Linked DNA regions of Homo sapiens: regions 1 and 3 are each linked to region 2. A link is an interaction called in ENCODE POLR2A ChIA-PET data of the cell type or tissue named here. Cell type or tissue: K562. All regions are shown on one strand. Each heading gives the region's core, and the rest is flanking DNA. Links, peaks and the distances in the headings are about the cores only. Region 1 has its middle 66 kb from the start of FGD2. Region 2 overlaps PIM1 (Pim-1 proto-oncogene, serine/threonine kinase). Region 3 has its middle 80 kb from the start of FGD2.

Region 1 (10,752 bases), core at 69-5,068, 100 kb after region 2:
GATTTTAGATTTACAGAAAAGCTACAAAGATAGTACAGTGGGTTCCAGTAAACCCTTCACCCGCTTCTCCTAAGGTTGACATCTTGCATAACCAAGGCACATTTGCCAAAACTGAGAAATTAACATTGGCACAATACTATTAATTAAACTACAGACTTTTTTCAGATTTCACCAGATTTTCCAACACATATGTGATTTAAATTTTTCTATTAGGCACACTTAAAAAAGTAAAGAGAAACAAATGATATTAATTTTAATAATATACTTTATTTAACCAAAAATATCCAAACTATTGTCACATCAGCATTAATCAATATGAAAAACATAATGAATGAGATATTTCACATTTGTTCTCTTTTTTTGTTGTTGTTTTTTTGAGATGGAGTCTCAGTCTGTTGCCCAGGCTGGAGTGCAATGGCGCGGTCTCAGCTCACTACGACCTCCACCTCCTGGGTTCAAGTGATTCTCCTGCCTCAGCCTCCCAAGTAGCTGGGATTACAGGTGCCCGCCACCACACCCAGCTAATTTTTGTATTTTTAGTAGAGATGGAGTTTCACCATGTTGGCCAGGCTGGTCTCAAATGCCTGACCTCAGATGATCCACCTACCTCGGCCTCCCAAAGTGCTGGCATTACAGGCATAAGCCACCATACCCAGCCCACATTCTCTTTTTTAATGGTAAGTCTTCTAAACCAGTGTGGATTTTAAGCTCACAGCGCATCCCAATTTGGACACTAAATTTTCCCTGGACATACTTGATGTGCAGTTAGGCATTCACAAAATGTAGAGTGGAAACAGTAGCTTCACATACCCAAGTTGTTCCAAACATACTTAAAAGTTTTAAAAGTCTTCTGATAATGGAATTATCAGTTTTTAAATTTAAAATAAAATTTTAAAAATGCATTTCCGGCCGGGCGCAGCGGTTCATGCCTGTAATCCCAACACTTTGGGAGGCCGAGGCAGGTGGATCACCTGAGGTCGGGAGTTTGAGACCACCCTGACCAACATGGAGAAACCCTGTCTCTACTAAAAATACAAAATTAGCCCGGGCATGGTGGCACATGCCTGTAATCCCAGCTACTCGGGAGGCTGAGGCGGGAGAATCGCTTGAACCTGGGAGGCGGAGGTTGCGGTGAGCCGAGATTGTGCCATTGCACTCCAGCCTGGGCAACAAGAGCAAAACTCTGTCTCAAAAAAAAAAAAAATGTATTTCCTCAGTTGTACTAGTGCTTGATAGTCACATATGGCTAGTGACTGCCATATTAGACAGCCCGGGTTTAGAGGATTAAATGAGATGATGTATGGGGAACTGACCAGCACATGGTAGGTGTTCAGTAGATGGTGTCTATTGTTGTTACTGAAGCCTAGAGTTGCTTCTGATGAAATCCAATTTCTAACGTAATCTTTCATGCGTATCCACTGCCAGGTATAATGGAAGGATGCAGAGAAAGATCTTGGTCAGGGAAGAGAAAAAATGGAGGAGGGATGAGATGAAGACACCTCGTACTTCTGTAGGCCTTTCATGGGCTGGGCTGCCACTCAGGAGCACCTTCACTCTCCTCCATTCAATGCTCCTGACCGTCTTCCTTCAGGGCAGGCACTGTTACTTACCCCTGTGCACAGATAGAAAACCGGGGCTCTGAGAGTTGAAGCAATGGGAAGGCAGGGAGCCTTGAGTTCCCACCCAGCCACTGCTGGTCTCATTCTGAGGTATGGATCCTCATCCCCTCTTGGGGCCTCAGTTTCCCCAAAGGGGTTAAGTAAATGAGAGTGAGGTTGGTTTGGATTACTGGATCTGTCTCTGAAATTTTAGGATTATTCAAACAGGGGACATTTGGCTGGCCCTCATCTTGCAAAATTCACCCAAAGCTGATTTGTAAATAGGTAAATAGATGAGAGCGAGAGTGAGAGAGAGAGAGAAAGTGAGAGAGAGGGAGCGCACATGCACTCGTTTTTCGATTCACAGTTGGGGGTCGCGGCTGCCATGTAGTTTGTAATATTTGTGTCCACAGCAGGTTGGGACACCCTCTTCCAGTCTTGAGGTGCCTAGGAAACCTAATTAATTATGGAATAATGGAGCGCAGCTTGTGCTAATATAGAACCAGGGCCGAGGGAGTTAGGTGTCTCAGGGGATATTTATAACAAGCTGTGGCAGTCTGGTGAGTCACTGCTCTGCTCTCCAAGAGGACACACCTGCCTCCAAGAAGAGGAGGCCGCCACTCTCCAGTCAGGCCCCTCTTCCCGGGCAGGGCTGGAGACACACACACTGTTGGGCAATCCTCTCCACTTCTTTAGTCTCCCGTGGGATACCAATCATTACACTCCATCCCTCCTCCATTTCAGCAGAATTTCCCAGCAACCTCCCACTTCCCAGACTGAGGCTGTGCTGTCCACTGATGATGCTACAGACCATTTGTACCCTGGGAACATCTCATTCCAGAGAGATTTCTTCTGGGAAGGTTTCCTGCGGTCAAGCCAAGCTATGCAGCTAGGCTCTTGGGCAGCTTCCATCCAGGGCCAATTCTTCCTGGACATAGAAAGGCAAAGTCTGGAGAGGGGAAGGGGACAAGCATTTGTTGAGCCCTTTTTCTGTGCTCTTAGGCAGAACACTTGGTATCCTGTAAGCTCACTAAAGTGTCACAATAAGCTGTGTATTGGGTTCCATCATCCATGTTTAACAGATACAGAAACTGAGGCTTAGGGGAAAGCAGCTAAAAGGAATATACAGCTAGAACGTGCCAGAGTCAGGGTTCTAACCCAGGCCTGCCTAACACCATCCTAAGCTATAGGACTAGTGGTACAAGACACTTTACACACACACACTCACTTAATTCTCAAAAAATTGAGTTGAGGGCAAAGTCAAACAGAAAAGGACATATAACCTCCCAACTAATAGAGGGGAAAATTCAATAGCAAAAAGAAAAACATAAAAAACAACAACAAAAAAAAACCCTAATACCAAAAGAAAGGGAAAAAAGGAGAGAAAAACGAACATAGGACAGATGAAATCAATAGCAAGCACAGAGTAGATTTAATTCCATATATATCTGTAATTACATTAAATATAAATGGACTAAATGCTCCTATTAAAATATAAAGATTGTCAGAATGGATAAAGAACAAATCCCAACTCTGGGGTTTACAAGAGATACACCCAAAGCATAAGGGTACAGGAAGGTTGAGGGGAGAGCCGAAGAGTGAATCAGGGGTTTTTGAGGCTGCAGGACACACTCTGTCTTCCAGATCTCAGCCCTCTGACTTGTCCCTTTCTTGCCTTGGCCTCAGTCATCCTCAGTGACTTCTGGCCTAGCAGTGTTGTTCAATGGAGGGCACTCAGGCACTGGCCTTAGATGAATCAACCATGTGACCCTGGACTTTCTTGGGCAACCTGAGCCTTCATGTCCTCCTCTGTAAAATAGAACAAGGATTCATACCTCACAGGGCTGCTGTAAGAATTAGAGACCAGAAAAAAAAAAAAAAAGAACATGTTCATGGCATCTGGCACACAAAATTTGAATTATGTTAATTTTTTGCTATAATACATTATAATTTTACATGTGCCTATGTAGTAGATAAGGCCCTATGGGCTGCCCCTGACAGTCTGATAGAACATGAGAGCCTTTTTCATGTGTGTTTTTGGTGAGGGCCGTGTGTATGTGAGGTGCATCCACTCTTCCTCCCAGGCTCAGAAATTCAAGTAGGGCCGGGGGATGGGGTAACTCTAGGATGCCCTCTTCCTGTTTGTTTGCAAGCCTGACAAATCTGTTGCTCTCTGTCTTTGATTAGGTCATACTCCTGTTCAGACCCTAGCCTTGGTGACTTCCTACTGTTCGTGTGGCAGGGTCCCTCCTGTCTCAAAGGCCTCTGATGGCCTGCCTGCCTGCCTGCCTGCCTTCCTTCCTTCCTTCCTTCCTTCCTTCCTTCCTTCCTTCCTTCCCTTTTTTTTCAGACTGAGTTTCGCTCTTATTGCCCAGGCTGGAGTACAATGGCGTGATCTTGGTCACTGCAACCTCTGACTCCTGGCTTTAAGCGATTCTCCTGCCTCAGCCTCCCGAGTAGCTGGGATTACAGGCATGTGCCACCACGCCTGGCTAATTTTATATTTTTAGTAGAGATGGGGTTTGTCCATATTGGTCAGGCTGGTCTCGAACTCCCGACCTCAGGTGATCTGCCCGCCTTGGCCTCCCAAAGTGCTGGGATTACAGGCGTGAGCCACCGCACCTGGCCTGCTGATGGCATGCTTTCTGCCCCCTCCTTCTACATGTGGACTTGCCCCTGCAGGCAAACCACTCAGCCCTTCCTGCATCCCCTGCTAAGCTTGGTGGGATCTCCTTACCATCCCCATCGAAGGCTGCCCCTCCTCCTTTGTCATTCAGCTTCACACTCCCTGATCTGCAATTCTAAAAACCAAAAGCTCTAAAAAAGCAGACTTCTTTTCCCCCCTACAAGTTTGATATAAACTCATTTGGCCACAAACCTGACCTGACCTGGTGTGAGGTTATTTAAAAATCTTTACGTTGTCTCTCACTGCTCAGGCATTTTCCTGCAGAAATTTGCTGTGTTTAATTAAGGGCACTGCCCAGACCCTGCTGGAGTGTTATGTAGTGTCAGCACATGCATCGGGTGAACTTTCTGAAACCGCAAAGCTCTGGCCCCAGGGCTTTGGGTGAGGGTGTGAGCCTGCCACTGTGACAGCCTGAGGGCCCTTCCTGTGCTGTGCCTTCTGTACTTATCTCCCCTCCTATTCACAGCTCTGCAAGGTGGGCATCAGCCACTCCATTGCACCAATGAGGACACTGAATCCCAAGGAATCCAGCTGGGAAAGTGGCTGAGCCAAGTCCTTCTGAGTGCTCAGCCTCCTGCACTTTCTCTTTTTTTATATCAAGCTCCTCTCCTTCCCTCAAGGGCCAGCCCTCTGCTCCCACACCCTTCTCTATCCTGTTGATGCTCCTGGGACTTTCATGTATTAGAATGCCCAATTTCATTCATTTAACATTATTTATTGCGGGCTTCTCACACTCCAATGTGCACATAAACGTCTTACAGTAATGATCCTAATTCACCTGCTCTGGGTCTGACATTCTGCCTCCCTAATAAGCTTCCAGGTCCTGTTGGACCCCACTTTGGGGAATAAGGGGTAAGGGAACAGGTAAGCATACAGAGTTTTTGTTTTGTTTTTGTTTTTGTTTTTGTTTTTTTGAGACGGAGTCTCTCTCTGTCGCCCAGGCTGTTGTACAGTGGCGCAACCTCCACTCACTGCAACCTCCGCCTCCCAGGTTCAAGCGATTCTCCTGCCCCAGCCTCCCGAGTAGCTGGGATTGCAGGTGAGTGCCTCCACACCCGGCTAATTTTTGCATTTTTAGTAGAGACAGGGTTTCACCATATTGGTCAGGCTGGTCTTGAACTTCTGACCTCGTGATCCACCCACCTCGGCCTCCCAAAGTGCTGGGATTACAGGCGTGAGTCACCGTGCCCGGCCTTGTTTTTGTTTTGAGTCAGGGTCTCACTCTGTTGCCCAGGCTGGAGGGGAGTGGTGCGGTCATGGCTCAGTGCAGCCTTGACCTCCCAGGCTCAAGTGATCCTCCCACCTCAGCTTCCTGAGAAGCTGGGACTACAGGCACGTGCCATCATGGCTGGCTAGTTGTTATATTTTTTTGTAGAGACGGGGTCTCACTATGTTGCCTAGGGTAGTCTCAAACTCCTGGCCTCCAACAATCCTCCCACCCCAGCCTCCCAAAGTGCTGGGATTACAGATGTGAACCACCACACCCTGATAGCATACAGAATTGAATAATAAACACAACTCAGTGGTGGCAGAGCCAGGATTTGAACCCAGCAAGCCTGGCTTCAAAATCTGTGCTGTTAACTACTATGCAGCACACAAGTTGGAAGGTTGGACCCTGTCCGTGGAGTGTGGTGAAGCAATCACTGCAAGCACAGCTGGCGATGCCAGAGCACTGAGGGGAAGGCTGGGCTCCTTTTGACAACACAGTTAATTTTCTTTTTTTCTTTTTTCTTTTTGACATGGAGCCTTGCTCTGTCACCTGGGCTGGAGTGCAGTGGTGCCATCTCAGCTCAGTGCAACCTCCGCTTCCCAGGTTCAAGCGATTCTTGTGCCTCGGCCTCCCAAGTAGCTGGGATTACAGGCACGTGCCACTACACCCAGCTAATTTTTGTATTTTTAGTAGAGACAAGGTTTCACCATGTTGGCCAGGCTGGTCTTGAAATCCTGAACTCAGGTAATCCACCCACCTCGGCCTCCCAAAGTGCTGGGATTACAGGTGTGAGCCACCATGCCTGGCCTCAGCTTGCAGTTTCTCATAGCTGTTCCTAAGCACGCTTCCAGTGAACTGTGGACTAAGAAACCAACTCACCAAGCTCCTTAGAATTACATATAAAGTAAAGGTTTATAGGTACAGAGAGAGGGAACAGCAGTTTCTTGAAGACTCGGATGCTTCAGCTTTTATGCATGGAATTTATAAGGTTCAGTTTGGTTGCTCGTTTACATATCTTTGCTAATTTCCTGGTTCATGGCTATGTTTTTGAGAGTTGAGGGGGCTGGATAAGCATCCTTTCTCTCTGTGATTTTCAAACTGGAATGTGATCAGACTCCTAGGGGAGCTCTTCGAATCTGCAGAGAATCCTAATCCATACTCGGAGGGTGGGATTTGGACCTCTACATTTTGCGAAACTGCATTTGGAACCATCAGCACTTATTGAGCACCTACCGTATGCTCACAAGTGCTGGACACTATGGACAGAAAACCTATGCAGCCATCATGCATTATGTTACTACCAAGCCCTCATGCATTACCACATTTGAGTTGCAGTAGACAAGTTGAAACACATGAAGCAACTAAGGCCAGTTCACCTTCAAACAGAGAAGGCTAGCGGCAGTGGTAGCACAGCACAGTGAAGGCCTCTTCTGGGAGGAAAGGGAGACCACTCAGTGTGATGAAAACAGCCTGGACATGAGGTCAGCAAACCTGGTTCTGAGTTTCTCCTCTCTAATCTACCTGCCAATGGACTCATATCCTCTCTGAACATCAGTTTCTTCATCTATTACATGAGGATAAGGTGTTCTCCCTCCCACGTTTGTTGTGATGAGAGAATGCCTGGGAAAGCACCATGTAAACTGTGAAGTGCTGTTTGCACATGTGCAGTGAGGGTCCTGCAGGCTGCAGGGAGCACAGACCCACTCTGGTTGCTCCAGTGATGAGGCTTTATTGTAAAGCTAAGCAGCAGGGTGGGAAGCCGGGGAGGGCCTCAGCAGACAAAGAGCAGCCCTCCTGGAGGAGAAGAACCTCTTTCTGGAGTCCTTGGAGGCTCAGGCCAAGGCCAATTATGGATCCTTTCTGCCTGATGTCTTCTGCTACCTCCTGGCTTCCACCTCCTGGCCTCTGCCCACTACCTTCTCCTATGTAGCCCTTGCCTGTGGCCCACTTTGTGGTCCTCTGGTTTTCAGGCAGCCCCGTGAGAGACAGTCTGATGGGCTTGGTAAGTCACTGTCCAGTGTAGAAGGTCTCCACTGGGCAGTCTTTTTGCTGGGCTACCTCTCCCGCATATCCAGTCCATAAATGTCTGCCTTCGTGTCAGGCCAAACTTTGCCCTGGCACTTGTGGCCAGGGTGTGGGCTTTTATGTCCCAGCGGTGCACAGGAGCGCCCGTGGGGGCTGTGGGCACAGCTCACTCTCAGAGGCAACAGTGCAGGCTGTCGATCCGTCACAGAATGTGAGCGATTTTTATAGAGGGAAGATGGCACTCATGCAGTTAATCTACCCAGCAAACAGCACCTGCTTGTCACATCTCACGTGCCACTCAGTGAGGGCCAGCTGCAGGCCACGTTGTACAATCCCGGAAGGTTGTGGTGCCCTCGGTCTCCACGTTCTTCGGGTTTCCCTGGTGGATGACACTGTCTTCTCACTGCCCCTCTGCTCCCAGGCACTGGCATTCCCGTGTGTGCTCCCCAGTCCCGTGACTAAAACCTGCCCTTAGCATTTCTATAGAGGATATTCACTGCAGCATTGGACACAGTAGAGAAAGATTAGGACCAGCTTACATGTCCAGAGTGAGGGGAGTGGTTACCTATGATTATGTATATTTCTATGACTGTGCATGTATGAGGGGACTTCATAAAGTTTGTGAAAAAATGGGATTAAAAGATACAAATAAAAAACATAAACTTTTTTCTTAACATAAGCTCCATCGAGTTCAAAATACTTCTGTAAGTGATGATACCAGCCATGTAGTCCATCCCTAAAGAACTGAGCGTCCTGGGAGTTTAAGTGTGTCAATGCAGTCTTTTTAATGTTATTAACTGAAGAAAAATGGCTCCCCTTTAAATAGTTTTAAATTTATTTTATTTATTTATTTGAGATAGAGTCTCACTCTGTTGCCCAGGCTGGAGTGCAGTGGAGTGATCTCGGCTCACTGCAACCTCCGCCTCCCAGGTTCAAGCTCGTGCCTCAGCCTCCCGAGTAGATGGGATTACAGGAAGCTGCCACCATGCCCAGCTAATTTTTGTATTTTTAGTGGAGATGGAGTTTCATCATGTAGGCCAGGCTGGTCTCAAACTCCTAACCTCAAGTGATCTGCCTGCCTCAGCCTCCCAAAGTACTGGTATTACAGGTGTGAGCACTTTGGGAGGCTGAGGCCGGCAGATCACCTGAGGCCAGGAGTTCGAGACCAGGCTGGTCAACATGAAACCCAGTCCCAGTCTCTACTAAAAATACAAAAAATTAGCTGGGTGTAATGGAGGGTGCCTGTAATCCTAGCTACTCGGGAGGCTGAGGCAGGAGAATCGTTTGAACCCAGGAGGCGGAGGTTGCAGTGAGCTGAGATTGTGCCGCTACACTCCAACCTGGGCTACAGAGCGAAACTGTCTCCAAAAAAAAAAAAAAGGAAACAAGTTATAGGAGCCACACCGAGATGTCTAACGCTTTCCGATTGAAACGCTTGCAAAATTGCCCTTGTGTGTTGAGAGGAATGAGCAGGAGCATGGTTGTGGTGGAGAAGGACTCCTTGGTGAAGCTTTCCCAGGTATTTGCCTTGTAAAAGCTTTGGTGAACTTTTTCAAAACACTCTCATAATTAGCATATATTATTGTGATTTGGCCCTCCAGAAAGTCAACAGGCAAAATGCCTGCAGCATCTCAGAAAACGGTTGCCATGATCTTTGCTCTTTTATTTTTTTTATTTATTTGTTTTTTGAGACGAAGTCTTGCTCTTGTCACCCAGGCTGGAGTGCACTGGTGCAATCTCGGCTCACTGCAAACTCCACCTCCCAGGTTCAAGCGATTCTCCTGCCTCAGCCTCCCGAGTAGCTGGGATTACAGGCGCCTGCCACCATGCCTGGCTAATTTTTGTATTTTTAGTAGAGACGGGGGTTTCATTGTGTTGGCCAGGCTGGTCTCGAGCTCCTGACCTCAGATGATCCGCCCGCCTCGGCCTCCCAAAGTGCTGGGATTACAGGCATGAGCCACCGCACCTGACTGCTCTTTTATTTTTATTTTTTGAGACAATGTCTCACTTTGTCACCCAGGCTGGAGTGCAGTGGCACGAACATGGTTCACTGTAGCCTTGACTTCCCAGGCTCAAGTGATCCTCCCACCTCAGCCTCCCGAGTAGCTGGGACTACAGGCACATGCCACCATGCCTGGCTAATTTTTGTATTCTTTGTAGAGATGGGATTTCGCCATGTTGCCCAGGCTGGTCTCGAACCCCCGAGCTCAAGCGATCCACCCACCTTGGCCTCCCAGAGTGCTGGGATTACAGGCATGAGCCACTGCCCCCAGCTGATCTTCACTCTTGACTGGTCCACTTTTGCTCTGACTTTCACCTCTTGGTAGCCATTGCTTTAATTGTGCTTTGTCTTCAGGATCGCACTGGTAAAAGCCCTGTTTCATCTCCTGTTCCCGTTACAGTTATTTGAAGAAATGCTTCAGGATCTTTTTTTTTTTTTTTTTTTTTTTTGAGATGGAGTCTCGCTGTGTCACCCAGGCTGGAATGCAGTAGCATGAGCTCAGCTCACTGCAACCTCCGCCTCCCGGGTTCAAGTGATTCTCTTGCCTCAGCTTCCCAACTAACTGGGATTACAGGCATGCACCACCAAGCCCAGCTAATTTTTGTACTTTTAGTAGAGACGGGGTTTCACCATGTTGGCCAGGTTGGTCTCAAACTCCTGACCTCAAGTGATCTGCCCGCCTCCGCCTCCGCCTCCCAAAGTGCTGGGATTACAGGCATGAGCCACCATGTCCGAGAGGCTTCAGGATCTTGATCCCACTTGTTTGAAATTTCCATTGAAAGCCCTGCTGTTGTCTGCAGCTGATCTGGGCACAATGGCTTCTGGGAACAAACTTCGGAGTAGGAAGTTTGCTCAACTTTAATTTTTCAGTCAGAACTGTGTAAGGTGAACCAGTTGAGATGTCTATGGTGTTGGTTGTTGTTTCTGCTGTAAATCATTGGTTCTTTTCAATTAGGGCGTGCACAAGATTAATTCTTCACAAATTGCTCTAGATGGGCTGCCGCTGCAGGTTCCATCAATCTTGTTTTGTTCCTTATTAAAATGAGTTGGCCAGGCGCGGTGGCTCATACCTATAATCCCGGCACTTTGGGAGGCCGAGGTGGGCGGATCTCGAGGTCAGGAGTTCAAGACCAATCTGGCCAACATGGTGAAACCCCCCTCTCTACTAAAAATACAAAAATTAGCCAGACGTCCTGGCGCGTTCCTGTAGCCCCAGCTACTTGGGAGGCTG
Region 2 (10,752 bases), core at 4,759-9,758:
AGGCTGAGGCAGGAGAATGGCGTGAACCCAGGAGGTGGAGCTTGCAGTGAGCCTAGATTGTGCCACTGCACTCCAGCCGAGGCGACAGAGCAAGACTCCATCTCAAAAAAAAAAAAATTAGCAAGGTGTGGTGGCAACATGTCTGTGTCTCAGCTTCTTGGGAGGCTGAGGCAGGAGGATCACTTGAGCCCAGGAATTTGAGGCTGCAGTGAGCCTCAATTGCGCGACTACCCCAGCCTGGGTGACAAGCTCAAAGTAAATAAATAAATAAGCCGGGCATGGTGGCTTATGCCTGTAATCCCAGCAATTTGGGAGGCTGAGGCGAGCAGATCACCTGAGGACAGGAGTTCAAGACCAGCCTGACCAACATGGTGAAACCCTGTCTCTACTAAACATACAAAAATCATGGTGGCACATGCCTGTAATCTCAGCTACTTCGGAGACCGAGGCAGGAGAATCGCTTGAACCCAGGAAGATGAGGGTGCAGTGAGCCAAGATCATGCCACTGCACTCCAGCCTGGGCAAGAGTGAGACTCTGTCTCAAAATAAATAAATAAAATATAAAGTAAGAGAATGCCAAACACAAAATTTAGGACAGTGGGTTGTATCTGGGGGAGGTAAGAAATGGACTAAGAGAGGATCATATAGATAGATGGATGTCATTGTTAATATTCTGTTTTTTGAGCTGGGTGGTGGATTCACTACCCAGTATGATAAAATATAATAATAACGGGCCAGATGCGGTGGCTAACGCCTGTAATCCCAGCACTTTGGGAGGCCGAGGCAGGTGGATCACCTGAGGTCAGGAGTTCGAGATCAGCCTGGCCAACATTGCGAAACCTGTCTCTACTAAAAATACAAAAAATTAGCCGGGCGTGGTGGCAGGCGCCTGTAATCCCAGCTACTTGGAAGGCTGAACCAGGAGAATTACTTGAACCTGGGAGGTGAAGGTTACAGTGAGCCGAGATCACGTCATTGCATACCAGCCTGGGTGACAAGACTCCGATTTAAAAATATATATATATATATATATATATATATATATATATAAACAAAAGACCATTCTTGGACCAAGGATGAGAATATACGATGAGCCAAGGATTATGATGAATCCACTTCTGTACATCGGATGTCCTGTTATAATAAATAAAAATAAAGACAGTCCTCTGGTCTTGCCCCTAGTTCTGCTTATTTTTGCACTTCCTCCCACAGCACTGCTGAGGGGACACTGCAACCTTGCTCTTGGCAATCGGGGTTAGTAGTGCAAGGCTGGGCAGGAAATGAACTGGGGGATGAGGCCATATCTTTTTTAACACTGTTCTTGATAGGTCTTTTGTGGTGAAGGTTTCCAAGAACCAGCACAGCAGTTGAAGGAGCTGAGCAACATTTACAAGAAATGTGCCCCTGCCCCACCCCAACCCCCCCGGGTCCCCTTTCTTCTCCCTTTTCAGCCTCCAACTCTTCCTCCCCAGCCAGGCCCAAGTGAAAGATAGTTTACAGGAGTTCATAATGACTATTTCCACAGAACAGAATGGCTTACCCAACTCTGGAGTCTGGGGAAGAACCATTCTCACCTCCAGATCCTGGGCCCTGAAGGGACCTTGAGGTGGCTAATCCACACAAATGTTTGCAGTGAGCCAAGATCGCGGAGTCTGGATGACCATAGAACCACAGATGGCCTAGGTCCAAATTCTGACCTGACCACTACCTAATATGTGGCCTTTGACATGAAATTTACTGCTCTGCACATCTGTTATCCCCATCTGTGAAATGTGGATACATAACTGCATCAAGCCGGGCTAGGTGGCATGTACCTGTACAGTCAGCTACTCAGGAGGCTGAGGCAGGAGTATTGCTTGAGGCCAAGATTTTGAGGCCAGCCTGGGCAACATGACAAGACCCTCATCTCTAAAACAATAAAATAGGCAGAGCGGAGTGGCTCATGCCTGTAATCCTAGCACTTTGGGAGGCTGAGGCGGGTGGATCACCCGAGGTCAGGAGTTTGAGACCAGCCTGGCCAACATGGCAAAACCCAGTCTCTACTAAAAAAAAATACAAAAATTAGCTGGGCGTGATAGCACATACCTGTAATCCCAGCCACTCAGAAGGCTGAGGCAGGAGAATCGCTTGAACCCAGGAGGCAGAAATTTCAGTGAGCTGAGATCGCGCCATTACACTCCAGCCTGGGCAATACAGCGAGACTGTCTCAAAAAAAAATAAATAAATAAAAATACAAAATAAAATAAAATAAAATAAAACAAATAACAGTGTTTCCCCCTGTACTTTCCAATAGTGTCATAGAGTTGTTTTAAGGATAAATAAGTTAATGCATGCAAAGCATGCAGAATAGTGCTGGGCACATAGTAGGTACTGTATGTTAGCTATTATCACTAAGGAACTACTACATGCCTGGCACTAGGTTAAGAGTTATCAGGCCGGGCGTGGTGGCTCATGCCTGTAATCCCAGCACTTTGGGAGGCCAAGGCGGGCAGATCACAAGATCAAAAGATTGAGACCATCCTGGACAACATGGTGAAACTCCGTCTCTACTAAAAATACCAAAAAAAAAAAAAAAAAAAATTAGCCGGGCGTGGTGGTGGGTGCCTGTAGTCCCAGCTACTTGGGAGGCTGAGGCAGGAGAATGGCATGAACCCGGGAGGCTGAACTTGCAGTGAGCCGAGATGGTGCCACTGCACTCCAACCTGGGTGACAGAGTGAGACTCCATCTCAAAACAAAACAAAACAAAACAAAAACAAAAATTAGCCAGGCGTGGTGGCAGGCGCCTGTAATCCCAGCTACTTGGGAGGCTGAGGCAGGAGAATGTTTGAACCAGGAGGTGGAGCCGAGATCATGCCACTGCACTCCAGCCTGGGGACAGAGCGAGACTCCATCTCAAAAAGAAAAAAAAAAAGAGTTATCAAAGATGTAGTTCAGACCAGGCACAATGGCTCATGCCTGTAATCCCAGCACTTTGGGAGGCAGTGGCAAGAGGATTACTTGAGCTCAGGAGGTTGAGGTTGCAGTGTGTCGTGATCGCACCACTGCACTCCAGCCTGGGCAACATTGCAAGACCCTGTCTCAAGACAAACAGACAAACAAACAAAAAAACAAATTAGCTGGGCACAGTGGGGCCCACCTGTAGTCACAGCTACTCAGGAGACTGAGGTGGGAGGATTGCTTAAGCCTGGAAAGTCAAGGCTGCAGTGAGCCCTGATCGAGCCACTGCACTCCAGCCTGGATGACGGAGTAAGACCCTGTCTCAAAAAAAAAAACCCCAAAAAAACAACAACAACAAAAAATGAGTCAATGGGACCATAATCTAGTGTAGAGATTAGCAAATTTCTCTGTAAAGGACAAGATAGTAAATGTTTTCAGCTTCGCCAGCCATACTGAGTGTCTTAACTACTCAACTCTGCCATCGTATCACAAATGCAGCCATAGACAATATGTAAATGGACAAGATTTATTTATGAACACAGACAATTGAGTTGCATATGTGTGTACAAATGTGTGTGTGTGTGTATATATATATATATATATATATATATTTTTTTTTTTTTTTGTGAGATGCAGTCTCACTCTGTTGCCCAGGCTGGCGTGCAATGGAGAAATCTTGGCTCACTGCAAGCTCCACCTTATGGGTTTAAGCAATTCTCCTGCCTCAGCCTCCCTGGTAGCTGGGATTACAGGCAGGCACCAACACACTGGGCTAATTTTTGTATTTTGTAGATACAGGGTCTCACCATGTTGGCCAGGCTGGTCTCAAACTCCTGATCTCAGGTGATCCGCCCACCTAAGCCTCCCAAAGTGCTGGGATTACAGGTATGAGCCACCATACCTGGCCTCTTTTTTTTTCTTTTTCTTTTAGAGATAGAGTCTTGCTCTGTCAACCAGGCTGGAGTGCTGGAGCGCAGTGGTGAGATCATAGCTCACTGTAACCTCAAACTCCTGGGCTCACGTGATCCTCCTGTCTCAGCCTCCCAAGTAGCTAGGCCATCATGCCTGACTAATTTTTATTTATTTTTTGTAGAGATGGAAGTCTTGCTAGGTTGCCCAAGCTGGTCCAGAACTCCTGGCCTCAAGCAATCCTCCCACCTCGGCCTCCCAAAGTGCTGGGATTATAAGCATGAGCCACTATACCCAGCCAAGTATTATATAATTTTTACATATCACAACATATTATTCTTCATTTGATTGATTTTCAACTACTTAAAAATGTAAAATCTAGGCTTAGCTTGCAAGCCGTACAAAAACTGTACAGGGACCAGTTCAGGCAGCAGGCCATAGTTTGCTGATTCCTGGTCTAGTGGGGGAAAAACATTTAGCACATCCAGATTTCTCTGCTCCATCTGCATGTTTGGTGCCTATTTTACAGGGAAGCAGGCTAAGGCTCCATCCTTCAAAATCCAGGTGAAATGCCACCTCCTCTTTGAAGCCTTCCCAGATCCCCTCAGCCAAGGGCAGTAATAACTCCATCTGCTGCCTCCTACATGATACGCACAAATATATTCATCACTTTTAAAAGCTTATCATAGGCTGGGCATGATATTCCACACCTGTAATCACAGCACTTTGGGAGGCCAAGGAGGGAGGATCACTTGAGGCCAGGAATTAAAGATTAGCCTGAGCAACGTAGTGAGACCCTGTCTCAATTAAAAGAAAAAGTGAAAGGCTGAGGACAGTGGCTCGTGCCTGTAATCCCAGCACTTTGGGAGGCCGAGGTGGACGGATCACCTGAGGTCAGGAGTTTGACACCAGCCTGGCCAAGAAGATGAAACCCCATCTCTACTAAAAATACAAAAATTAGCCAAGCATGGCGGCAGGTCCCTGTAATCCCAGCTACTTGGGAGGCTGAGGCAGGGGAATCGCTTGAACCTGGGTGCCGTGAGCCAAGTTCATGCCTCTGCACTCCAGCCTGGGATACAGAGCAAAAATCTGTCTCTCAAAAGAAAAAAAAAAAATGGACCGGGCGCAGTGGCTCACACCTGTAATCCCAGCACTTTGGGAAGCCAAGGCAGGTGGATTACTTGAGATCAGGAGTTCAAGACTAGCCTGGCAAACATGGTGAAACCCCATCTCTACTAACAATACAAAAAGTAGACAGGTGTGGTAGCACACGCTTGTAGTCTCAGCTACTTGGGAGGCTGAGGCACGAGAATTGCTTGAACTCAGGAAGTGGAGGTTGCAGTGAACCGAGATTATGCCACTGCACTCCAGTCTGGGTGACAGAGTGAGACCCTGTCTCAAAATAAATAAATAATATTATATATATTATATATATATTTTATATATAATATATAATATAATATATAATATATATTATATATATTTTATGTATAATATATAATATATAATATATAATATATATTATATATTATATATTATATATATAATATATAATTTATGTATAATATATAATATAATATATAATATATATTATATATTATATATATAAATATATATATTTTTTTTGAGACAGAGTTTCGCTCTGTCGCCCAGGCTATACGTGATCGTGGCTCACTGCAGCCTCCACCTCCTGGATTCAAGTGATTCTCCTGCCTCAGCCTCCTGAGTAGCTGGGACTATAGACATGCACCACCATGCCCAGCTAATTTTGTATTTTTGGTAGAGACTGGGTTTCACCATGTTGGTCAGGCTGGTCTTGAACTGCTGACCTCAGATGATCCACCCGCCTCAGCCTCCTAAAGTGCTGGGATTACAGGCGTGAGCCACCACTCCCAGCTAAAATAAATAAATAAATGTTTAAAAAGAAAGAACAAAGAAAAAAAATTTTTTTTGTTTTTGAGACGGAGTCTCACTCTGTCGCCCAGGCTGGAGTGCAGTGGCTAGCTATCTTGGCTCACTGCAACCTCCGCCTCCTGGGTTCAAGCGATTCTCTTGCCTCAGCCTCCTGGGTAGCTGGGACTATGGGCACATGCCACCATGCCTGGCTAAGTTTTTGTATTTTTAGTAGAGATGGGGTTTCACTGTGTTAGCCAGGATGGTGTCGATCTCCTGACCTTGTGATCCGCCTGCCTCGGCCTCCCAAAGTGCTGGGATTACAGGTGTGAGCCACCGCGCCCAGCCAGAGAAAAATTTTTAAAAATAAAGTTTATCATAAAACATTTAAAACAACCCAAAAGTTGAAAAGAATAATACAAACACCTTACTCATACCATCTAGTTTATGGAATAAAGCATTGCCAAAATAGTTGAAGGTCTCTTTCCACAAATCACAACCTCCCTCCCTTCTCCCCAAAGGTAATAACCACTTCCCTGACTCTGGAAACTTATTATCACCCTGTACTTTTTTGTTTGTTTTGTTTTGTTTTGTTTTTTTGAGACAGGGTCTCGCTCTTTCACCCAAGCTAGAATGTTGTGGTGCCATCTTGGTTCACTGCAGCCTCCATCTCCCGGACTCAATTGATCCTCCCACCTCAGCCTCCCAAGTAGCTGGGACTACCGGCACGCACCACCACGTCCGGCTAATGCTTCTATTTTTTTGTAGAGATGGGGTTTTGTCATGTTGGCCAGGCTAGTCTCAAACTCCTGGGCTCAAGTGATCATCCCTCCTTGTCTTCCCAAAGTGCTGGGATTATGGGTGTGAACTACCACACCCTACCCCACCCTGTACTTCTTTGTACTTTTGCTACATGTGTATGCATCCGTAAGCGGGAGATAGTAGTTTTTCTGTATGTAAGTATATCTGTTATTTAACCCAGTCTCCTAATAATCCAATCCAGGAGTATCTCTGTTTAGAGATTAGTTTTAGAGGGTGTAATAACTTGCCCAAGGTTTCTAGATAAGTAAGCTCAAGGCTGATTCCCAAGTCAATGCTTTTAACCATTGCTCTCTATATTCCTCTGGCCATGACATTGATCCCCCGCAGACTTATTGGTTATCTGATTCCCTTTCCACGCTAGATGTCAAACTGCCCCTGAGAAGAGATTAAATATGACCTTTCACCCTCCCCCTAAAACTCTTAATCTCTTGCATCCAACAGGAGCACGATCTGTCTTTATTCAGAGATACTTTCTTCTATTCCCCCGCAGCAGTCTCATTAGATGGGGAAACTGCCAGAAACTCACTTCGAGAAAGAGAAGGGTGGGGCTTTGCCTGATTTCGTTAATAGTTTGCGGCAACTTTTAATTATCCAAGTGTCAGCTTTACTGGAAAGGACGAAGCATGCAACCCTCAGGCTCCAAGATGTTGGTAGTGTGTGTATGTTGTGTGGGGGATGGGAGAGATTAGAGAAAAGGGGAACCTCAGAAAATCAGCCCCCCAGAACCAAGACATCCTTCCTTCCTCTTTATAGCCACATGGGGGCTGAGCTGAGGTATGGGATCTAGTCTAAGCTTAAGGGTAGACATACACCAGAACCCAATGAGGAGTGAGGGGTATTATAGTCTGCACCCTCCAGCAACCTCGAGGGTGCATATGGGCCAGTGTCCAAAGGGTGTGTGGATGCATTGAGGGTTGGGAGCATGATGACCCCCAGGGAGGGAGTATTATAACTGTGGATATTTATAAAGAAACAAGAAACCAACATTTACCAATACTTAATATATGAATTGACAATGGCACTCCAGTGTGCTTTCAAAATATCAGGATGTATTCAGGCCACACGTACAAAGTGGATTCATGGGTCTTGCCATCCAGTTTAACTAAACTCACACAAAATGGACAAAGGGCCTATTAAACAGATCCCTGCAAAGAAACCATGGACTAAAAATACTAATTATTCAAGAATAAGCAGTAAGAAAATGGCAGAGCTAACATTTCACCTACTCCCAATATTAGCCCTTTGTCAAACACATCAGAGGGGGAAACCTTAAGTCAAACTCACATTTCTACCCATCCACTATTGTGTGTGTGTGTGTGTGTGTGTGTGTGTGTGTTTTAAGTGGGGTTACCTGTTGCCCAGGCTGGAGTGCAATAGCGTGATCATAACTCACTGCAACCTTGGAGCTCCTGGGTTCAAGCGATCCTCCTGCCTCAGCCTCCTGCATAGGTAGGACTACAGGTGTATGCCACCACGCTCAGCTAATTTTCACTTATTTTTTGTAGACTGGGTCTTATCTGGTCACGACTTTAGTGTCACCACACTGTTCTATTATTTTTTCTATGCTGCATAATAAATTATACTATTGTTAAAGACTAGGCCAGGCGCGGTGGCCCACGCCTGTAATCCCAGCACTTTGGGAGGCCAAGGCAGGCAGATCACTTGAAGTCAGGAGTTCCAAACCAGCCTGGCCAACATGGCGAAACCCCGTATCTACTAATACAAAATTAGCTGGCCTGGTGGCACATGCCTGTAATCCCAACTTCTCGGGAGGCTGAGACAGGATAATCACTTAAAACCCGGGAGGCGGAGCTTGCGATGAGCCTAGATTGCACCACTGCACCCCAGCCTGGGCAACAGAGCGACACTCCATCTCAAAAAAAAAAAAAAAAAGGCTGCGGAGCACGATGGCTCACACCTGTAATCCTAGCACTTTGGGTGGCTGAAGCAGGCGGATCATAAGGTCAAGGAGCTCGAGACCAGCCTGGCCAACATGGTAAAACCCTGTCTCTACTAAAATACAAAAATTAGCTGGGCGTGGCAGCGGGCGCCTGTAATCCCAGCTACTCAGGAGGCTGAGGTAGAACTGCTTGAACCCGGGAAGTGAAAGTTGCAGTGAGCCGAGATCGTGCCACTGGCAGTGGCACGCCAGCTGGTCCAGCCTGGTTGACAGAGACTCAGTCTCGAAAAGAAACTAAACCTCACACTAAAGGTGAAGGAAACTTGAATCAGGAACCGAGAGTAATAGAGGCAATAGTTTTTCAATAAACTTCACGTGTACCAAGGGGACATGCTCAAAATGTTTTACTATCAGTGGCAGACAACTGATAAAAGCTTCAAGGGTTAGTTTGGTAATAGGTATGTATTTGTTATCTCTAGATCAGCCCCATCCAATAGAACTTTCTGCAATGATGTTTTATATGAGGTGGCCACTAGCCATAAATGGCTATTGAACACTTGAAAATTGTCACATCTATCCTATTTGCATAGCTTTAAAATTGTAATCTGGAAAAGGTTATTTTATTAGGCCTCCCATGCCAGATATTGCCCAAATTTTGACAATACTGGTCCTACCCCTTGACCATACATTCGTTTCAGGAAGATGACTATCCTAGAAATCCCAATGTTGAAGGAAGCCAGATTTAGGCTGAGAATTCCTTTCTCCTACAATTCTTTGGCACTTACCAAATGCTCAATAAATGCAGGTTAGCAATGCCTCCGCACAGACGATTAGAAGCCACGAGTTAAGACAAAAGGTTTTTATTCAAAAAACGCCAAGTATAAAAAAAAAAATAAGATCTCTTTTATTCCCCTGTACAGTATTTCACTCAGATAAAACCAGCAGGCTACCTGCTGCTCAAAACACAGCCCCAGAGAGGATCTGGAAGGCACACCATCCAGAACTGCTTTTCATAATTATCCTATATACACAGTCAGCAATGCCCCTCCCCATCACCCACAGAGCCGGGACCCACCTGGGTAAGTAGGTGAGGGGCCCCACAGAAGCCAGGGAGCTGCAGCACTGTCCCGCCTGAGTCCCGTCACCCCACAAACAGAGCAAGCGTCGCAGCCCTCCCCCAAAAGGTCCCCAAGTCAGAGGAGGAAAGGAGGAAAGAAAACTAGGGCAGCAGCTATGGAAGCTTGGAATAGGAAGGGAACCAAATAAATAAATAAATAAATACATAACATTGACCTCCAGGTTAGAATGCGCATCTTTCAAAACAAGAAACAAAAACAGGTAAAATAACTTAAAGGCAAAATTTCTTAAAAATTAGATCCACTACAATCTTTTTGTATACTACCATGCCAACTGTACACACATTTACAGCTTTTCTGTTGATTGCATTGTTTGTGCATTTTTTGTGTGTGTGAGGTCTTGGCTTTGAAACAGTTAAGTAAAAACCAAAAAGGAAGACCAGTTCACTCGGAGTTTTACTAAAGGAGGCAGAAAAAAGGGCAGGTGGCTCAGCGTTTGGCCCTGTAGCCTCTTCCATGGCACCTTTCATATGAAGGAGGGGGTGAGGGAGGACAGGAGAGAAAAATAGGGAACAAAACCCAGGCAGATTTTTGGAGAAGCAGCAGGTAAAAGAGGCAAGTTCAAGTATTTCTCCCAGCACAGCCGGAGTCCCCACAGAAGGCACTCAGAAAGAGTCGGAAGAGGTGACAGGGACTTAAAATGGTGCTAGTCCTATCCCATCCCAACCTGTTTCCCCCCTACCTGACCCATCGCGGCATTCAGCAGAACTCATGATGAAGGAAACAGTTCCATGGCAGGGTTCTGACCCACCCCCACCCCCCACCCCCGGGATATTTCAGAGTCCAGCAATGCTGGACACCTATGAGAAGAAGAGAGTATCTATGGGAGGAGTTGAGGCCTAGGACCCCTGGAGAGTCACTCTTCCCCACTGTTGGGAGGCAGCCTCCAGGGGCCTGGGATCTGGAATGAGTTGTAAATGTTGTTCCTGTATCAAGCACTGTCCTGCTTGGCGAGACGTGTCACTGGTACTCGGGAAGCTGGAGACAGAAGCTTCCCCTCCCTCGGGCATCTGACAAGAGAGGGGAGGACCTGCCAGAAAGGCTGCTATTTGCTGGGCCCCGGCGACAGGCTGTGGAGGTGGATCTCAGCAGTTTCCTGGGGCAGGAGAACATCTTGCATCCATGGATGGTTCTGGATTTCTTCGAAGGTTGGC
Region 3 (10,752 bases), core at 5,221-10,220, 94 kb after region 2:
GGGCGACAGGGCGAGACTGTCTCAAAAAAAAAAAAAATAAAAATAAAAATAAAAATAGAAAAAAATAAAAATAAAAAAATTCAAAGTTTGGCCCATGGCACACAGTGTATGAACCTTACTTTTCTCACCTAGTGTGTCTTGTAGATCATTCTATATCAGTATGTAAAGAACATCCTAGATTATATTTCAGATGAATATTATTCTACTCTAAAGATAGACCTCAATTTATATAGCCAGGACCCTACTGCTGGACTTTTAGGTTGTTTAATAAATGTAGCCTAATTTTATTTATTTATTTATTTTTTGAAACGGAGTCTCGCTCTGTCACCCAGGCTGGAGTGCAGTGGCACGATCTCTGCTCACTGCAAGCTCCGCCTCCCGGGTTCACACCATTCTCTTGCCTCAGCCTCCCGAGTAGCTGGGACTACAGACGCCCGCCACCACGCCCGGCTAATTTTTTTGTATTTTTAGTAGAGACGGGGTTTCACCGTGTTAGCCAGGATGGTCTCGATCTCCTGAACTCGTGATCCGCCCGCCTCGGCCTCCCAAAGTGCTGGGATTACAGACGTGAGCCACCGCGCCTAGCAATAAATGTAGCCTAATTTTAGAATCTTAGAAAATAGAAGGTCATTTAACCCCAACTCCCATCCACCCTGTCTAGGTTTTTTTTTTTTTTTTTTTTTGGTAGAGATGAGGTCTTGCTTTGTTGCCCAGGCTCATCTTGAACTCCTGGCTTCAAGCTATCCTCCTGCCTCAGCCTCCCTCCCAAAGTGCTGGGATGTGCCCAACCCTGCCAAGGAGTTCTTTCATGGTGTCTGATTGCATGCCTGAGACCCAGCTGCAGTGTCGCCTCCTCTGGGAAGCTCCACCTTCCTCTCCCTCTCATCACCCTTGCACATACCTTAGCCAGAGCCCTAATCACATGATATTATTTAGGCAAAAGCGTGATAACTTTGCTTTTGTATCTTCTCAGCCCTGCCCCTATTGCAGAGCATAGTAGGTACAGAACCAATGTGAATTGACAGTCCTTGAGAGGGGATGCCTCCAAATTCTGCTGCTTGAACACTTCCAGTAACAGGGATCTCACTTCTTGAAAAGCTCATTCTGCCTGTGAAAGGCCGTATCAGACAGTCCTTTGATGGAGCAAAGTCTGTTTCCCATTGGCTTTTCCCTCTGGGTTCTAGTGCATCTTCTAAACACAAATGTAATCCCTCTTCCAGATATTTAAGATAACCTCCTTTCTCTAAGCCAGATACCCATCCCCCTAACCTCCCCTCCCCCCTTTCCTTTGGGCTCTGGTTCCAGATCCTGTGCCTTCTAGCATTTTCCTCTAGACACTTTTTGATTTGTAATATGATTCGTTTAAAAGTGATCTCTGTCCGGGCGCGGTGGGATTCATGCCTGTAATCCCAGCACTTTGGGAAGCCAAGGTGGGCAGATCACTTGAAGTCAGGAGTTCGAGACCAGCCTGGCCAATGTGGCGAAACCCTGTCTACTGAAAATACAAAAATTAGCCAGATGTGGTGGCACATGCCTGTCATTTCAGCTACTTGGGAGGTTGAGGCACGAGAATCACTTTAATCCAAGAGGCGGAGGTTGCAGTGAACCAAGATCACTCCACTGCACTCCAGCCTGGGTGACGGAGTAAGACTCTGTCTCAAAAGAAAAAAAAAAAAAGTGTTCTATTACACATCTATTAGAATAGCTACAATTAAAAAGACTGACCACACCAAGTATTGACCAGGATGTGGAGCATTAAAACTCTCCAGCACTGCTGGTGGGAGTATGAAATGGAACAGGCACTTTGGAACAGTTGGCAGTTTCCTAAAAAATAGTTAAAGATATATCTTTCATGTGACCTAGCCATTCCACTCCAAAATATTTACTCAAGATAAATGAAAGCATATGTCCATTCTAAGGCATATGCTCCTAGCAGCTTTATTTGAAATAGCCAATGTCCATCAACAGTGAATACATCGACTATAGTATATCCATGCCATAGAATTTGAGCAAAACAAAACCTGCTGATCCACTTGAACAGGTATTGATACGATGACAATGAACAATATTGATATATCTCAAAATAATTATGCTGAGTAAAGAAGCCAGATGAAAATTAACAAGTCCATACTGTATGATTTCATTTATATGAAATTATAAAAACTGTAAACTAGGCCTCACATCTGTAATCCCAGCACCTTGGGAGGTCGATGTGGGAGGATTGCTTGAGCCCAGGAGTTCAAGACCAGCAATCATAGTGAGACCTTGTCTCTCTCTCTCTTTTTTTTTTTGAGACAGAGTTTCACTCTGTGTCTCCCAGGCTGGAGTGCAGTGGTGTGACCTTGGCTCACTGCAACCTCCACCTCCCAGGTTTAAGTGATTCTCCTGCCTCAGCCTGCTGAGCAGCTGGGATTACAGGCGTGCACCACCACGCCCAGCTAATTTTTGTATTTTTAGTAGAGATGGGGTTTTGCCATGTTGGCCAGGCTGATCTCAAACTTCTGACCTCAGGTGATCTACCCGCCTCGGCCTCCCAGTGTGCTGGGATTACAGGTATGAGCCACCATGCCCAACCCAGACCTTGTCTTTACAAAAAAAAAAAAAAGATTAGCCGGGCATCATGGTGTGCACCTGTAGTCCCAGCTACTCAAGAGGCTGCAGTGGGAGGATCACTGGAGCCCGGGAATTGTGGCTGCAGTGAGTCGTGATTATACCATTGTCCTCCAGCCTGGGCAACAGAATGACACCCTGTCTCAAAAAAAAAAAAAAAAAAATTCTGATCTTAAAGAGTTGTGATCTTTCAATGAATGGTATATAAAGGAAATAAACTTAGCATTGCAATTGGTCTATCATGGCACTCAATGAAAAAAAGCTATTTTTATAGCTTCATCACTCTGGCCTGTCACAGTATTTTAAAATCTTCATTCTGCGTGTGGTAGACCTCTCATCTTGCAACATCTTTATATTTGATTAGCAGACCTACATGCTTTTTATTAGAATTTCTAGCACAAACACTGAAATGGACCAGGTCAAAACCTGCCCCATGGCACGTCACCATTGAGTCTCCTCCAGACCCTTGGGTTAGGAGAAATGAGTTCAGTATCACATTTTAAAGTGCGACAGCTAATATGCCAGCTAATGTAGGAGATGTCAGAGGAGTGTGGGATGAGCTTGAAAGGGGAGCAGCAGAGGAGTGTGGGATGAGCTTGAAAGGGGAGCAACAGCTGTAGTAAACAGCATGGTGGTTCCTCAAAAACTTAAAGAGAGTTACCATATGATCCAACAATTCAGTTTCTGGTTATATACCTCAAAGAATTGAAAGCAAGAACGGCCGGGTGCGGTGGCTCACGCCTGTAATCCCAGCACTTTGGGAGGCCGAGGCGGGTGGATCATGAGGTCAGGAGATTGAGACCACCGTGAAACCCCGTCTCTACTAAAAATACAAAAAAAAAAAAAAAAAAAAATTAGCCAGGAGCGGTGACGGGCGCCTGTAGTCCCAACTACTCGGGAGGCTGAGGCAGGAGAATGGCGTGAACCCGGAGGGGGAGCTTGCAGTGAGCCGAGATTACGCCACTGCACTCCAGCCTGGGCGACAGCGTGACTCCGTCTCAAAAAAAAAAAAAAAAAGCAGGGACACAAACAGATATTCATATGCTCATGTTAATAGCAGCATCATTCACGATAATCAAATGGTAGAAGCAACTCAAGTGTCCATCAACAGATGAATGGATCAACAAAATATGGCATATACACATAATGGAATAATATTCAGCTTAAAGTAGGAATTTGCATAATGGAATATTATTCAGCTTAAAATAGAAACTTGGTATGTTTTTTGTTTGTTTGTTTGTTTTGAGATGGAGTCTTGCTCTGTTGCCCAGGCTGGAGTGCAGTGGCACGATCTTTGTTCACTGCAGCTTCCACCTCCCGGGTTCAAGTGATTCTCATGCCTCAACCTCCCAAGTAGCTGGGACTACAGGCACCCACCACCACGCCCAACTAATTTTTGTATTTTTAGTGGAGAGGGGATTTCATCATGTTGGCCAGGCTGGTCTCGAACTCCTGACCTCAAGCAACCTGCCTGTCTTGGCCTCCCAAAGTGCTAGGATTACAGGCGTGAGCCACCACACCTGGAAAGCAGAAACAGAACTTCCGAACTTTGAAGATATTATGTTAAGTGAAATAAGTCAGACACAAAAGGACAAAAACATACTGTATGATTCCACTTATATGAGGCGCATACCCATAGAAGCAGAAAGTAGAATGGTGTCTGCCAGAGGCTGGGCCGGAGGAAACAGGGAATGGGGAGTTACAGTTTAATGGGTGTAGAATTTCAGTTTGGGAAGCTTAAATGTTCTGGAGATGAATGGTGGCAATAGTTGCACAACAATGTGGATGCTGCGGAACTGTACACCAAAAAATGATATCAATGGCATATTTTATATTATGTGTATTTTATCATGATTCTTTCTTTCTTTCTTTCTTTTTTGAGACACAGTTTCGCTCTGGTTGCCCAGGCTGGAGTGCCATGGCGCGATCTCAGCTCACTGCAACCTCCGCCTCCCAGGTTCAAGTGATTCTCTTGCCTCAGCCTCCTGAGTAGCTAGGATTACAGGAAACTGCCACCACACCCAGCTAATTTTTTTGTATTTTTACTAGAGATGGGGTTTCACCATGCTGGCCAGGCTGGTCTCGAACTCCTGACCTCAGGTGATCCACCCCCCACCCTTGGCCTCCCAAAGTGCTGGGATTACAGGAGTGAGCCACCACACCCAGCTTATCATGATTTTAAAAGGGGGAGAGAAGCATCATCCTGCTTAGTAGTAGGGAGGGCCTGGCTATGGGTTGGGTGGACAGCTGAGTTGGTATGAGTTGGAGAACAGGCTCACCTTGTCACAACTGGGAGGTGACAGGCGAGGAGGCTAAGCATGCCCTGCTAAGCCTTGAAGTCCAGATTGAGAAATTTGGGTTTGAGATCCTGAGTCACTTCTTGGGTCAAGTCTTTTTCTCCTGGTTAAAAAACAATTTCCTTGGGGTGGAGTAATCCAGGAGCTCTAAAGGTAGCAGGTTTTTGTTTCTTTGTTTGTTTTTGAGACAGAGTCTTGCTCTGTCGCCAGGCTGGAGTGCAGTGGCGCAGTCTTGGCTCATTGCAACCTCCACCTCCTGGGTTTAAGCCATTCTCCTGCCTTAGCCTCCCAAGTAGCTAGGATTACAGACATGTGCCACCATGCCTGGCTAATTTTTGTATTTTTAGTAGAGACAGGGTTTCACCATGTTGGCCAGGCTGGTCTTGAACTCCTGACCTTGTGATCTGCCCGCCTCGGCCTCCCAAAGTGCTGGGATTACAGGCGTGAGCCACCGCGCCCAGCCCAAGGTAGCTGGTTAAATTAATGCGGATTGGTTTAGTCATCAGCCATCGGTAGGGGTTTTATCATCAGAGAGTGGGGACAGATGGCATAGGACATTGTTCAGGAGTCTGACAGCTCTGGGCTTGTGTTGTGATTTCTCCATTCCCTAGCAGTGTGCCCTAAACTAGTGAGTGCCACTGTTTCCTCATCTGTAAACTGGGGATAATCACGACCTTGTGTAACAGGGTTAAAAGGAGAAAGAGTTACATACTAAGTATTTGCCACTTCTGTCTTCTTTCTCCTGCCAAGGAGGAAGGGTGGCAGCTGGCGTGTTTGTATGCTGTTTCAAGAGAGGTGAGGCAGAGCAAAATCCAGAGTAGATCAAATTTCTTTGAATAAGAAAAGATGAAGGCAGGGCGTGGTGGCTCACACCTGTAATCCCAGCAGTTTGGGAGGCTGAGGCGGGCAGATCAGTTGAGGTCAGGAGTTCAAGACCAGCCTGGTCTGGGCGGATCAGTTGAGGTCAGGAGTTCAAGACCAGCCTGGCCAACATGGTGAAACCCCATCTCTACTAAAAATACAAAAACGAGCCAGGCACGGTGGTGCACACTGGTAGTCCCAGCTATTTGGGAGGCTGAGGCAAGAGAATTGCTTGAACCCAGGAGGCAGAGGTTGTGGTAAGCCGAGATCACACCACTGCACTCCAGCCTGAGTGACAGAGCAAGAAGACAGCAACAGAACTAGGTTTGGGGTGTGGGAGGAGAGAAGCTGAACTGCTGTGCTGAGGACTGGGACTTGGGCAGGGATAGAAGCCCCTTGTGTTTTGTGAAAAAATTTCCTCTCTGTGCTTCCCCAAGAGACTCTTAGGAGAGACTTACTATGGTGCTTTCTAAGCAGCGTTGGAATCTCAGCCTTTTTTGAATGCTGGGACGAGCCTCCAGGTGGTCCAGTACATCTGGGTTCCATTTGCAAAATGTCTGACACATTTTAGGAGCTTAACAAAATGCTCAGTTATTCTACAAGAAGACAGATCTGGGAGCTGGAGAGATGAGGGCTGGGTATCTTCAAAGAGCAGACAAAACACCTTCCTGAGACACCAGGCCACTAGGTTAGGTTAAAGGAGTGTTAAGTCCCATGCCTTTCCTCTCTCTAGAGCTGCACTGTTCGGTGTGGTAGCCAATAGCCACAAATATTTGCATTGTATTATTTTATCTTATTTTTTTGAGACAGGGGTCTTACTCTGTCGCCCAGGCTGGAATGCAGTGGCACCATCTCAGCTCACTGTGACCTCTTCCTCCTGAGTTCAAGCAATTCCATGCCTCAGCCTCTTAAGTAGCTGGGATTACGGGTGCACACCACCACACCTGGCTAATTTTTGTATTTCTTAGTGGAGACGAGGTTTTGCCATGTTGGTCAGGCTGGTCTTGAACTCCTGACCTCAGGTGATCTGCCTTCCTCGGCCTCCTAAAGTGCTGAGATTATAGCCGTGAGCCACCATGCCCAGCTATAATTAAAAATGAAAAATAAAAATAAAAAATATGGTTCTCGTTCACACTTAGCCATACATCAAGTGCCCAATAGCCACATGTTGATAGTGGCCACCACATTGCACAAAGCAGATATAGAATCTTTCCATCAGCATGGAAGGTTCTGTTGGACAGCACTGTGCTAGAAAGATGAGGAAAAAGTCCAAGTAAGTCGGTTTGTTTATACCCTGAATTGTTCCTCAAAGGATCTGAGGCAGGCGAGGACAGCCTGAGGCCATCAGACCAGAGCCCTGTGGCTGGAGCGGGGGAAGGCTGGCGTGTGGGCTGAACCCAGTCAGGAGTGGAGCCACAGAGAGAAGCAAGGCCCCAGTGGGCTGAGCTCCAGGACCCAGATAGGAAATGGGAGGAAGGTGGGGGTAGGGTTGTTGTGGGAGTGAGTGTCAAAGGACAAGGCCATGTGCAATCAGATGTTGAGCAATGAGTCTGCTGCGGGAAGAGGCTCCCCCGTTCCTCTTAGCAGCGTATGGTTCTCTGACCTGTTTAATCAAGGAGTCTCCTGTGCCCTGCTGTTCTCAAGTACAGATTCCAAATTCCAGCTAATCAGATGCAATTACAGGATATTGTTGGGTGCAAGTTCTGACTTGCAGCACATCGGGTAGGATGCCAGGCCTGGGTCCCTGCATGCCGCCTGGCTGGTATGTTTTCAGCAGCCGTCCTGGAGGCAGTGGGGCCAGGAGACATCCTTCCTGGTGGCGGTGCTGAGAGTGGAGAGGGTGAAGGGAACCAGGCCTGGGTGCTATCCTGCAGCACTTTCAAAGCAAAGATCTGCTCCAGGGATGGATTCTTCTTGAGGGCAAGTCAGAGTTTAAAAAATATTCATTAAAAGTGACTTTGTGTTAAACTCATTTCTGGGGATTAAAGAAAAGCCAAACTTATATTAAGATCATTTTAATTTAAGCTTTGTTGGGAAGTTAGAAGATATCGCAGGGTGGGTTGGAGTGCCAAGGGAGCAGCTTCTTATTGCTTAATTTGAGATAATGTATTCCCGTAAGTTTTATTTTTACTTTTATTTTGAGGTATAACAGACTCACAGCAAAGCACACTCATCTTTACTGTACAGCTTGATAAATTTTTACATATGTATGTACCCATGCAATCTCCACCCAGATCAGAATACGGAACATTTCCAGCACCCTAAAATGTTCCCTCACCTCCCTCCTGTCCATCAGTCTCGCCCCCGACAGGTAATCGCTGTTCTGATCTACCACCAACAATCAGCTTTGCCTGTTCTTGAACTTCATATAAATGGAATCATACGGTGGGTGCCCATTTGTTCCCTGGCTTCTTTTGCTCATAAGCCTGTGAATGATTTTCTTTCTTTCTTTCTTTCTTTTTTTTGAGACAGGGTCTCGCTTTGTTACCCAGGCTGGAGTGCAGTGGCATGATCACAGCTCTCTTCAGCCTCAACCTCCCAGGCTCAAGCGATCTCACCTCAGCCTCCCGAGCAACTGGGACTACAGGTGCGCACCACCACGCCCAGTTAACTTTTTTTTTTTTTTTGTAGAGACAGGGTCTCACTATGTTACCCAGGCCAATCTTGAAATCCTGGGCTCGAGCGATCCTTCTGCCTCGGCCCCTCAAAGTGCAGGGATCACAGGCGTGAGCCAACGCACCCAGCCAGCCTGTGAACTTTTTTAGGAGAAATTTTTATAGCTACAGATTCATAGTCCTTTACCTGAAACCCTTGGGGCCAGATAGGTTTCCGAATTCAGATTTTTTCACCGTTTAGAAAAAAGCCATGGTGCGCACACTGTATATTATGAAATACCCACCGCAGGATCTGGGGCAGCACCTGGTAAACACATAAATATTTTTAAGCAAAGTCCATGAATATTCACACACTAAATGGTGTAAATAAAGGCTGTAAATAGCCTTGCGTCAGTTGGAGGCCATTTTGTTGCCAAATAAGTTCATGTCAGGTTAAGTTCTGCAGTCAAATGTGTTATGATAAAACTTGTTTTATCATATGGTTTTCAGAAGTTCAGGGATTTTGAAATTGAGAATAAGGGATGGTGGACCTGTTAGTTTTGGACAAGCCTTTGGCTGTGTGGGAGACAAATCCCGAGTAGTCTCCCACGCAGAGGGAAGGTTGCAGAAACCCGCTGCCTCACAGGGGTATGGACTGCACTGTCCACCAGGACAGCCTCTCCCAACCACAGCTCTCAGAAGGTCCAGACGTGAACTCCTGACACCGAAGGCACATCTTTGCTGGGTGGGTATTTTCCTGGGATCTCTACCTTTGCTTAGATTTTCAAAAGAAACCTAATACTTAAATACGGTCTAGAGCCCCAGCTAGAAAGAGTCCTTGAGATCAAAGAATTGCTTAGCTAGAGCCCTCAGTTATAGACCTGAGTTTGTTTCTAAGGGACATGAGTCTCAATTAATTGACGTTTCAGTGATTGGCAGGGGAGGGGAGTGAGAAGGGGCAGACATTGGAGATTGAGAGTGTGGAGAAAGATGGGGCAAGAGAAGTTAGGATGAGTGTGAGGGGAGCCAAGAAGAGAATACACACAGGTCTCCATGCAGGACTGAGCACGGGAGAGATCATCCCAGGGGCTGGGGGTTATGTCTTCAGTTTAGGAGCCTGCATGGAGCATCTACTATGTGCAAGGCGCTGGGGATGCAAAGATGAATAAGAGCTGCTCCCTGACAGTGATACCTATTTATGACTGTATTGCTCCTCTCTGAAGAGCTCTCTTTTCATTTCCTCCCTCCCTTCTCCACCCCACCTCCCCACCAAAGAAAACACACACACAGCCAGGAGTGGCCTTGAGGTTCAGGCCACAGGCTCCAGACCTTTTGGGCTCTTTCCTCCACTCCCAATCAAAGTGTCCGGGTCCGGGGGATCACGTGAGGCCAGGAGTTTGAGACCAGCCTGGGCAACATTGCGAGACCCCATCTCTACAAAAAATTTTTTCTTTCTTTCTTTCTTTTTTTTTTTTTGAGACAGAGTTTCCCTCTTGTTGCCCAGGCTGGAATGCAATGGCACGATCTTGGCTCACTGCAACCTCTGCCTCCCAGGTTCAAGTGATTCTCCTGCCTCAGCCTCCCGAGTAGCTGGCATTACAGGCATGCAAGATCACGCTTGGCTAATTTTGTATTTTTAGTAGAGATGGGGTTTCTCCATGTTGGTCAGGCTGGTCTTGAACTCCTGACCTCAAGTGATCTGCTCGCCTCTGCCTCCTAAAGTGCTGGGATTATAGGCGTAAGCCACCTTGCCCAGCACAAAAATTTAAAAATTAGCTGGTGTGGAGGTAGCACACCTATAGTTCCACCTACTCAGGAGGCTGAGGCGGGAGGATGGCTTGAGCCCAGGAGGTTGAGGCTGCAGTGAGCTATGATCATGCCTCTGCATTCCAGCATGGGTAGAGCAAGACCCTGTTTTTGTTGTTGTTGTTGTTGTTTTCAGACGGATTTTTGCTCTGTCGCCCAGGCTGGAGTGCAGAGGCTCAATCTTGGCCCACCACAACCTCCTCCTCCTGGGTTCAAGCAATTCTCCTGCCTCAGCCTCCTGAGTAGCTAGGATTACAGGCACGGGACACCACATCCAGCTAAGTTTTGTATTTTTAGTAGAGACGGGGTTTCACCATGTTGGCCAGGCAGGCCTCGAACTCCCGATCTCAGGTGATTCACTTGCCTCGGCCTCCCAAAGTGCTTGGATTACAGGTGTGAGCCACTGCGCCCAGCCGACCCTGTCTCTTAAAAAAAATAAAAAATAAAAAACCTGGGTCCTACATCCCATGTTGACAAAGCCCCTTGTAAAGGAAGGAATGCATTCTTTGCTGACAGTAATGTGCAGTTCATCAGGTGATAATGTTGATTAGAGGCATGGAGTGGTGTCACTGGAGTCTAGTTTC

The links. ChIA-PET counts read pairs that join two places held together with the same protein. Peaks named below come from ENCODE experiments on the same cell type or tissue, not always from the same donor. Only the 100,000 strongest peaks of a DNase experiment are listed, where the experiment ranks them.
Region 1: POLR2A ChIA-PET joins it to region 2 with 5 read pairs; 19 of 35 experiments call an interaction of 5 or more read pairs at or near these places.
Region 3: POLR2A ChIA-PET joins it to region 2 with 8 read pairs; 17 of 35 experiments call an interaction of 5 or more read pairs at or near these places.

Annotation. Positions count from the first base shown.
Region 1 is chr6:37,065,798-37,076,549 of GRCh38, reverse strand. No RefSeq gene overlaps it. Among named protein-coding and RNA genes, the nearest start is that of FGD2, 66 kb to the right of the region's middle. RefSeq lists silencers at 3,623-3,917, 4,163-4,457, 4,686-4,755, 5,410-5,459, 5,510-5,559. In K562, for the core only: a CTCF peak has its summit at 3,675; DNase peaks (open chromatin) are centred at 2,172 and 3,711.
Region 2 is chr6:37,173,983-37,184,734 of GRCh38, reverse strand. It overlaps PIM1 (Pim-1 proto-oncogene, serine/threonine kinase), which reads right to left. Exons shown (of 6, transcript NM_002648.4): 6 at 9,307-10,752. The coding sequence ends at 10,644. Among named protein-coding and RNA genes, the nearest start is that of PIM1, 9.2 kb to the right of the region's middle. RefSeq lists a cis regulatory region at 1,252-1,465. In K562, for the core only: a CTCF peak has its summit at 7,310; DNase peaks (open chromatin) are centred at 7,344 and 9,543; H3K4me3 peaks cover 1,540 bases.
Region 3 is chr6:37,080,183-37,090,934 of GRCh38, reverse strand. No RefSeq gene overlaps it. Among named protein-coding and RNA genes, the nearest start is that of FGD2, 80 kb to the right of the region's middle. RefSeq lists an enhancer at 6,852-7,352. In K562, for the core only: no CTCF peak of the experiment used is centred there; DNase peaks (open chromatin) are centred at 6,433, 7,254 and 9,024.